Regions from separate parts of the Mus musculus genome. Here region 1 is linked to region 2. The links are chromatin loops, found by intact Hi-C in ENCODE. Cell type or tissue: left cerebral cortex. All regions are shown on one strand.

Evidence for each region. Peaks named below come from ENCODE experiments on the same cell type or tissue, not always from the same donor. Only the 100,000 strongest peaks of a DNase experiment are listed, where the experiment ranks them.
Region 1: it touches region 2 in a loop (1.9-fold over the local background); 2 of 42 quality-filtered maps call a loop at or near these places.

Annotation. Positions count from the first base shown.
Region 1 is chr5:134,457,746-134,461,745 of GRCm38, reverse strand. No RefSeq gene overlaps it. Among named protein-coding and RNA genes, the nearest start is that of Gtf2ird1, 3.0 kb to the right of the region's middle. In left cerebral cortex, a CTCF peak has its summit at 2,335 (motif pointing right); no DNase peak of the experiment used is centred here.
Region 2 is chr5:134,399,636-134,403,635 of GRCm38, reverse strand. Gtf2ird1 (general transcription factor II I repeat domain-containing 1) reads left to right here. Exons shown (of 30, transcript NM_001081464.2): 8 at 1,442-1,525. Among named protein-coding and RNA genes, the nearest start is that of Gm46925, 53 kb to the right of the region's middle. In left cerebral cortex, no CTCF peak of the experiment used is centred here; a DNase peak (open chromatin) is centred at 1,598.

The DNA.
Region 1 (4,000 bases), 58 kb before region 2:
TAGTTAGTTCCAGGCTAGCCAGGGCTACACAGACACTGCCTAAGTGGGTGTTGGGAGGTTGTGGGGGAGAGAAAGGTAAAATAAGGAAATTAAATTAAGGAAAAATAAGACACACACGACACACATAAGACCACAAGAGTCTGGATGTGGGCTTCTCATGGGAGAGTTGCACTTAGAGTCTTAGGAGTAGACAAATATACCATTTCAATGGCTCTCAACACCTCAAAAGGTTGCTAGGCGACTTTCTCCCCCTCTTAATCTTTTTCACATTTATTTATTCACTTGAGCACATTTACAAAAGCTATGGTACCCTAACTTGGAGGTCAGAGGACAAACAACTTGTGGGAATCGGTTTTCTCCTTCCAGTAGGTGGGCCAGGGACTCAAACTCCAGTCACAAGGCTTGGTGGCAAGTGTCTTTACCTATTAAGCTATCTTGCTATCCCCTTTGATAATTGGAATTATAGGATAGGGGCCTTGGGCAGAATGACAAGCTGAAAAGGTAAAACTAGGAGCTACTGGGGTTACTTACACAAGGGCTTTAATGTGAGACTGATAGAAAATTACAGGTTTGGGTCTGGAAAGAGAAAAGTCTCAAGCAAACGTAGACTGTGTTGGAGCCTTGGATTCTCAGTTAGAGAAAGAGGTTTCAACCAGATTCCAGCAGGGCTCCTCTTCTTTCCCATGTTCTCCTAATTTTCTTGTGTGTGTGTTTGTGTGTGTGTGATATGCATGCACTCATGAGTATTTACATGTGTGTGCATGCAGGCATGTTCTTCTAGTCTCCGCTGAGTTAGCACATGCATGCGCACATGTGTGTTCATATGCACATTCTCGTGAGAGAATGGCGACACATGTAGAAGACAGAAGACAAGTCTTACCTTCCATCAGTTTGACAGACCCTGCCAAAGAAGTATATACTACTTCTTTTATAGGTGAAGTGGGGGTAGGGGGGTGGGGCAGGTCTGAGACAGGGCTTCTTTCTGTAGCCCTGGCTGTGCTGGCACTTGCTCTGTAGACCAGGCTGGCCTCGAACTCACAAAGATCCACCTGCCTCTCCCTCCTGAGTGTTGGGATTAAAGATGGCTGGCATCTAGTTTTTACATGGTTCTAGAAATTTAAAATCAGGTTTTTAGGCTAATGGAGCAAGCCCTTTATTGACTTAATCATCTCCCTACTCCCTCCTCTCTCTGTGTCTCTCTCTGTGTCTCTCTCTGTCTCTCTGTCTCTCTCTTTCTTATTGGAGACATGGTCTCTAATCAATTCCTGTAGCTGATACAGTCAGGCTGGCTGGCCAGCAATACCCCAAGTATCTTCCTGTTTCTCGCTGCCAGTACTGAGTTTAAAGGCATAGGCAGCTACATCCAGCTGAAAACAACAATAATAACAACACAAACTTTAAATTTAATGTAAACTTGTGTATATACGTATGTGTCTGTGGGCAGGTATGGACATGTAGATGTTGCCTTTCCCAGAGCTGCCCAGAGTGGTTGCTGAGTTCTGAGTTCAAGCTCTCTCTACCAACGCAGTAGGTGCTCCTCACTGCGGAGCCATCTCTTCAGACTGTAGTCTGGCTTTTTACCTGGGTTGTGGGGATCGAACTCAAATCCTTGTGTTTATAAAGAAAACAAGAATCTAAGTGACTGAGCTATCATCTCAGACCCTTTTCATGTTCCTTCCTTTCTTCCTTCCTTTCTTTCTTTCTTTCTTTCTTTCTTTCTTTCTTTCTTTCTTTCTTTCTTTCTTTCTTTCTTTCTTCCTTCCTTCCTTCCTTCCTTCCTTTCTTTCTTTCTTTCTTTCTTTCTTTCTTTCTTTCTTTCTTTCTCTCTCTTTCTTTTCTTTGTTTCTTTCTTCCTTTTCTTTGTTCTTTTTCTTCACTTTACATCCCTGTTGCAACCTCCCTCCCTCCTCTCCTCCCAGTTCCACTTTTACAAATCCCTCCCCCATTATCCTCTCCTTCTCCTCAGAGGAGGAGAAGTTCCCCTTTGGGTACCACCCCACCTTGGCTGTCCTGGAATTCACTCTGTAGACCAGGTTGGCTTTGAACTGATAGAGAGCCACCTGGCTCCGTCTCCCAAGTGCTGGGACTAAACTCATGGATCCCCACAGTAAACCCCTTTCATTTAAAAAAAAAAAAAGATTTATTTATTTTATGTATGTGAGTACACTGTAGCTGTACAGATGGTTGTGAACCTTCATGTGGTTGTTGGGAATTGAATTTTTAGAACCTTTACTTGCTCTGGTCAACCCTGCTCGCTCAGTCCCTGCTTGCTCAGGCCCAAAGATTTATTTATTAGTATACATAAGTACAGTGTACATAAGTACACTGTGGCTGACTTCAGACGCACCAGAAGAGGGCATCAGATCTCATTACAGATGGTTGTGAGTCATCATGTGGTTGTCAGGATTTGAACTCAGAACCTTTGGAAAAGCAGTCAGTGCTCTTATCCGCTGAGCCATTTCTCCAGCCCCGGACCCCTTTCATTTTAAGGCAAGTTCTCACTATGTAGCCTGCGGTAGCTTTAAACTTTTAAATTTGTGTGTATGAGTTTGTATACACACGTCCATGTGTCATGGCACATGAGTGGAGGTCAGAGGGCAACTTGAAGGAGTTGACTCTGTTTCCACCACGTGGGTCCTGGGAATCAAACTTAGGTCATTGGGCTTCCCACTGAGCCATCCTGCCAGACAATGAATTTTCAATCCTCCTGCCTCAGTCCCTGAGTAACTGAAATAGCAGGCATGTCCCCAGTACCCAAAAGACATAGAGATCTTACATGTAACATGACTTGCATCTAGTAGACATTTACTAAGCGATGGCTGTTCTCAGCATTATACACTGTGGGAGTCAGGCCGTAGCTGGCAGAGAGGCTATGGGAAGGGGGAAGTGGAAACTCAGATAGGGGGAACTGCCAAGGCAAGCCCCAGGTCACTTGGGTAGAAAGTGGAAACGCCAAGATTTGAACTCACGCCCACCCCCCTTACCCCTTACCCCCCAGCTGCCAGATCGTTGATATTTGCACTGGCTTTGGTGTCAAACTAGGGCAGGCACTGCACAAGTGGGTCAGAGGGCCTGGCTAGTAAGGCCTCAAGGCTTTATTAGGACTCTAGGGGCCCATCACCTATGGCCTTGTTTCTGATCCCTGGTGCTCTGCCCAAACCCCTCTGTGGGCACAAGGGCTCTTCTGGTTGGCTCACTGAGAGGAGGCTTGTGAGCCTGTCCCCAGAGATGGTCATCCAAGGTCACTAAATTGTCACTAAGGTCTGGGCTTAATGTGTATGCATGAGGAGATCTAGAAGGAGACCAGGTAGGTTCTGTCAGGATCTGGTAGATCCTTTTTTTGTCTTGTTTTGTTTTGTTTCGAGACAGGGTTTCTCTGTGTAGCCCTGGCTGTACTGGAACTCACTCTGTAGACCAGGCTGGTCTTGAATTCAGAGATCCTTCTGCCCCTGCCTCCCGAGTGCTGGGACTAAAGGCGTGTGCCATCACTGCCCGGCAGGATCTTGTAGATTCCTTTTTTTTATGATCACCTATCATGTAGCCCAAGCTGCCCTCAAACTCACGTTGTTGCTTAGGATGACTTTGTCCTCGAAGTCCTCGAGTCGGTTACTGTGCCATATCATCTGGTTTTATGTGGGGCTGAAGGTCAAACCCAGGGCTTCAAGCAAGCACGCTGGACAACCATTCTATACACTGACTGAATTATATCCCTAGTGAAACTGAGTGTTTTCACTTTTTGAGACAGGATCATATGGGCCAGCCAGGCTTCAAACTCTCAGAAATCCTCTTGCTTCAAACTTCTAGGCCCTAGGATTATAGATGAAAGCCACTAAGCCTAACTCTTTATTATATATATATATATATTACAGGGATTCTCTAAGTTCAGACTGGGCTAGAATTCTCTATGATGCTCAGTCTGACATGAACTCCCAATCCTCCTGTCTCCGTCTCCTGAGTGCTGAGACTACAAGCACATTCTATCATGTCCTGCATCTATTTA
Region 2 (4,000 bases):
TGTCACAAATATCTCAAAACAGCAGCTTAAAATAAGTGTTTGTAGCCCAATATAAATATATTTTATACACACACACACACACACACACACACACACACACATATATATATATATAATCTGGGGTCTCAGCATACGGAATGGTACCACCCACAGTTGGCATGAGTCTCCTCACTTCTTTGCACCCCTATCTAGAAATTTTCTCACAAACACATCTAGAGGTTGGTTTTCATGGTAGTTCTGTCACATTGACAAGCAGGTCTGATGATCAGAGCCGATGAGGAAGTCAGTTTTGGTGTAGTATCTCTCATAAGCTCGTAGGCATGGTGTCAGACAGGCTGAAGCCGGAGAGCCGTGTGTAAGGTCACTCTTGCAGCACCTGGGCTAGCCTCTAGATTGGGTCAGCTGACCAGGCTCGCAAGATGGCAGCTGATATTCTCCAAGTTAGCGATCCACCACTGAGGAAGGAGGAAGTGTGTATTTTCATGACCTCTCTTCAGAATTTACTGTCACGGCCGCTCCATTTTATCCATGAGAAATCCAGAATGTTCCAGCCAGTTCTCAGAGGGGGAAGAATCTGATTCCTCCCCGTGAGAGAAGAAAAATCAAAAAAGCTAGATGTAGGCCTTTAGCTCAGCATCCAGGAAGCAGAGGCAGGAGGATTTCTGTGAGTTCTAGGCCAGTCTGCGCTACCTAGTAACAGGGCAGCCAGACCTACACAGTGGGACTCTGTCTCAAAAAATAAAAAATATAAACAAAAAGGAAAAGGGGAGCCGTGTACGGAGCGGAGGCAGGCAGTTCTTGTTTGAGACCAACCTGGACTGTACAGTAAGGCCCTGATACAAAAGAAAGGAAAAGAAAAATGGGGGAGCGGGGCTGGGAATGTGGCTGCGTATTGTTTAAGAGTCCCCTAGTATGGGGCTGGGCCACTCTCACCACAAGAGTCCCTGTCCAGAATGTCTCAATGAGGGGCTGGGAGCTTGGCTCAACAGTAAGCCACTTGTCTAGCATGTACAGGGTCCTTAGCTTCTTCCACTCGCACCTGCCTAATTTGCTAGACATGGTGACACAGACCTGTCATCCCAGCACTCAGGAGGCTGAGGCAGGAGGATTTCAAGGTCCAGTCTGGCCTTGTCTACATAGTAAGCCCCTCCTTTCTCAAGAAATGTAGCATTCCCAGACTTTTGTCTGCCTGAGGTAGGGCGGTCTGTGGAGAGGAAGGTCAGCTACACAGCTCTTTGGGAGATGCAGAAGTGGACACAGGGACCAGTGAGGGAGCACCCCAAATCTCAAAGGGGCTGAGGTGACTGTGAGTGGGAGGCCTGGGTGCTTTAGAGTGGCACCCTAGGCTCCTGGAGGGAGAGTGGCAGGAGCCTGGGGCTCTGACAGGAGGCAGCCCCCATTTTAGGGACCAGTCCTCACTGGGCCTTCTGTGTTTTGATAGAGAAGTGGGATCCCTTCATCAAGGAAATGGAGGACATCAATACCCTGCGGGAGTGCGTGCAGATTCTGTTTAACAGCAGATACGGTGAGTGGGCGGCGCGGCCCACCGGGTGAGCATCTCATTATGTGTGGCAGTCGCTCATGTTCCCCAACACAACAGCATGAGCCATATGCCCGCGCCCGCGCAGCGTCAGTGTGGATGGCATCCGGCGTGGGCTCTCCCCTGTCTGGGGAGAGGGTGGTTGTGTCAATATTTCCTTCGCAGATTCTTTGTGGGGGCGGAACGATGGCAGATCCCCAGACCTTGAGTCACCTATGGGGAGATGGGCAGGGGTACACATTGCTCTCTGTTGGCTTAGAGTGTTTCTGCAACCCCGTGATATTCTCTGATGTTCTGGTGTGTGTGTGTGTGTGTGTGTAGTTGTACATGAGTGTGCAGGTGTATGTGCATGTGTGTCAAGTCCAGAAGAGACCCGCAGGCATCATTTTTTTAAGCATCATCTACCTTTTGTGTGTGTGTTGTTGCTGAGACAGAGTCTCCTGCAGCTTAGACCAGCGTTGTCATGGCTGACGTTCAACTCGTGATCCTCCTGCCTCTACCTGAGTGCTGGGATGATAGGCGTGCATCGCCACGTCCAGTTTTATATTGGAGCTAGAGATAGAATACAGGGATATATTAAAATGTTCTTGACCAGTAAGGCAGCCCTGTCCAAAAAAAAAAAAAAAAATAGTTGGAGAGATGGGCTAAGTGGTAAAGAGCATTGGCTGCACTTCTGGAGGTCTTGAGTTTAATTCCCAGTAACCACTTGTGGCTCACAACCTTCCATAATGGAATCTGACTCCCTCTTCTGTATATGACAGATCACTCATATACGTTTTTATATGTGTGTGTGTGTGTTATTAGATATATTTGTATGTGCATGCTTGTTTGTGTGCATGTGTGTGTGTGTGTTTGTGTATATGTGTGTGCCAAAATGTAAGAGTAGAGGTCAGAAGGTAGCTTATAGGAGCCAGCTCTCTCCTTCCACTGTGTAGGTCCCAGCTACAAAGCATGGACTGACAAGGCTTGACCCCTTTAGCCCCTGAACTACTAACTGTCTTACATTCCTGTTGCTGTGATAAAACACCATGACCAAAATCAACTTGGGGAGGCAAGGGTTGATTTTTATTTCAGCTTACACTTCTCAGTCACCCTCCGTCTCTGAAGGAAGGCAGGGCAGGAACTGAAGCAGAAGCCATGGAGGCACAACGTTTAGTGCCTTGCTCTCATGGCTCGTCCAGCTTGCTTTCGTACATCACCCAGAACTGCCAACCCCAGGTGACACTGCCCATCATGAGGTGGGCCCTCCCACATCGATCGTCAGTGGAGAAAATGCACCACACAGGCTTCTCCCTAGGCCATTGGGGACATTTTCTAGTTGAGGTTCTCTCTTCCCAGCTTGATAAAACTAACCCATGCAGCCATCTTCCTGGAAGTCTCCTGTAAAAGTCACTTTTATTCACCTAATGTAATTGTCATCTCAGAGGCTGACTGTCTGCTAACCTAGCCTACGTCCTGGAAGCTTCTAGCCTCTGGACAATCTTATTTAGGCCTAGAATGTTTTCAGCCTCTGAGACTTACTGCTGACTAAGCTCACCCCATTTTAGTTCATTCTGATCTCTGGCTGCCTGATTCAACTCAGCTGTTCTTGCTCGAAACGCCTCTCGAATCTGACGGATGCAAACTGGCTTCTGACTGAATTGCTCTGTCTGGCCTCAGGCTACCTTTGACAATATGTTCTAATCTTTTGGGTCCTTTTCATTCTCTGGCCCATTCTGTCTTCACCTGTGTCTAGCTTGTTCTGTCTCTGCAACCTGTCTCCTTCTGCACTGCTCTCTTTTGTTTTTGTTTTTGTTTTTTGTTTTTTTGGTTTTTCGAGACAGGGTTTCTCTGTGTAGCCCTGGCTGTCCTGGAACTCACTCTGTAGACCAGGCTGGCCTCGAACTCAGAAATCCGCCTGCCTCTGCCTCCCGAGTGCTGGGATTAAAGGCATGCGCCACCACACCCGCCCTGCACTGCTCTCTTAAGTCACGTCTCTTTCCTCTCTCTTCTCGTGAGAGTTGGCCATATCCTATTCTGTCAAATCTTTCTCTGATTCATCACTTTTTCTACCACTCAATTAGATATCACTTTCAAACATGGCTGCTTCCTTCTACAAGCTAACTTTACTTTCATTGTTTGGGATTAAAGATGTATGCTAAGAGGGATTAAAGGTGCGCTAAGGCTGAGCCTCAGCTTTTCCAGTAAACAACACAGTCTCAGGATTCACAGTGTGATCAAATATCCTGCAACAGTCCCCACTTCTTTGTCCTGATCCTTTGAGACAGGGTCTCTTACTGGCTTGGAACTCACTAAGTAGGTTAGTGGAGCTGGCCAATGAGCCTGGGGCTCCAACTGTCTCCAAAGTGTCAGTGTTGGGGTTACAAGTGCAAGTTACCTCTCCTGGCTTTGTTTTGTTTTGTTCTGTTGAGACAGGGTTTCTCTGTGAAGCCCTGGCTGTCCTGGAACTCTCCCTGTAGA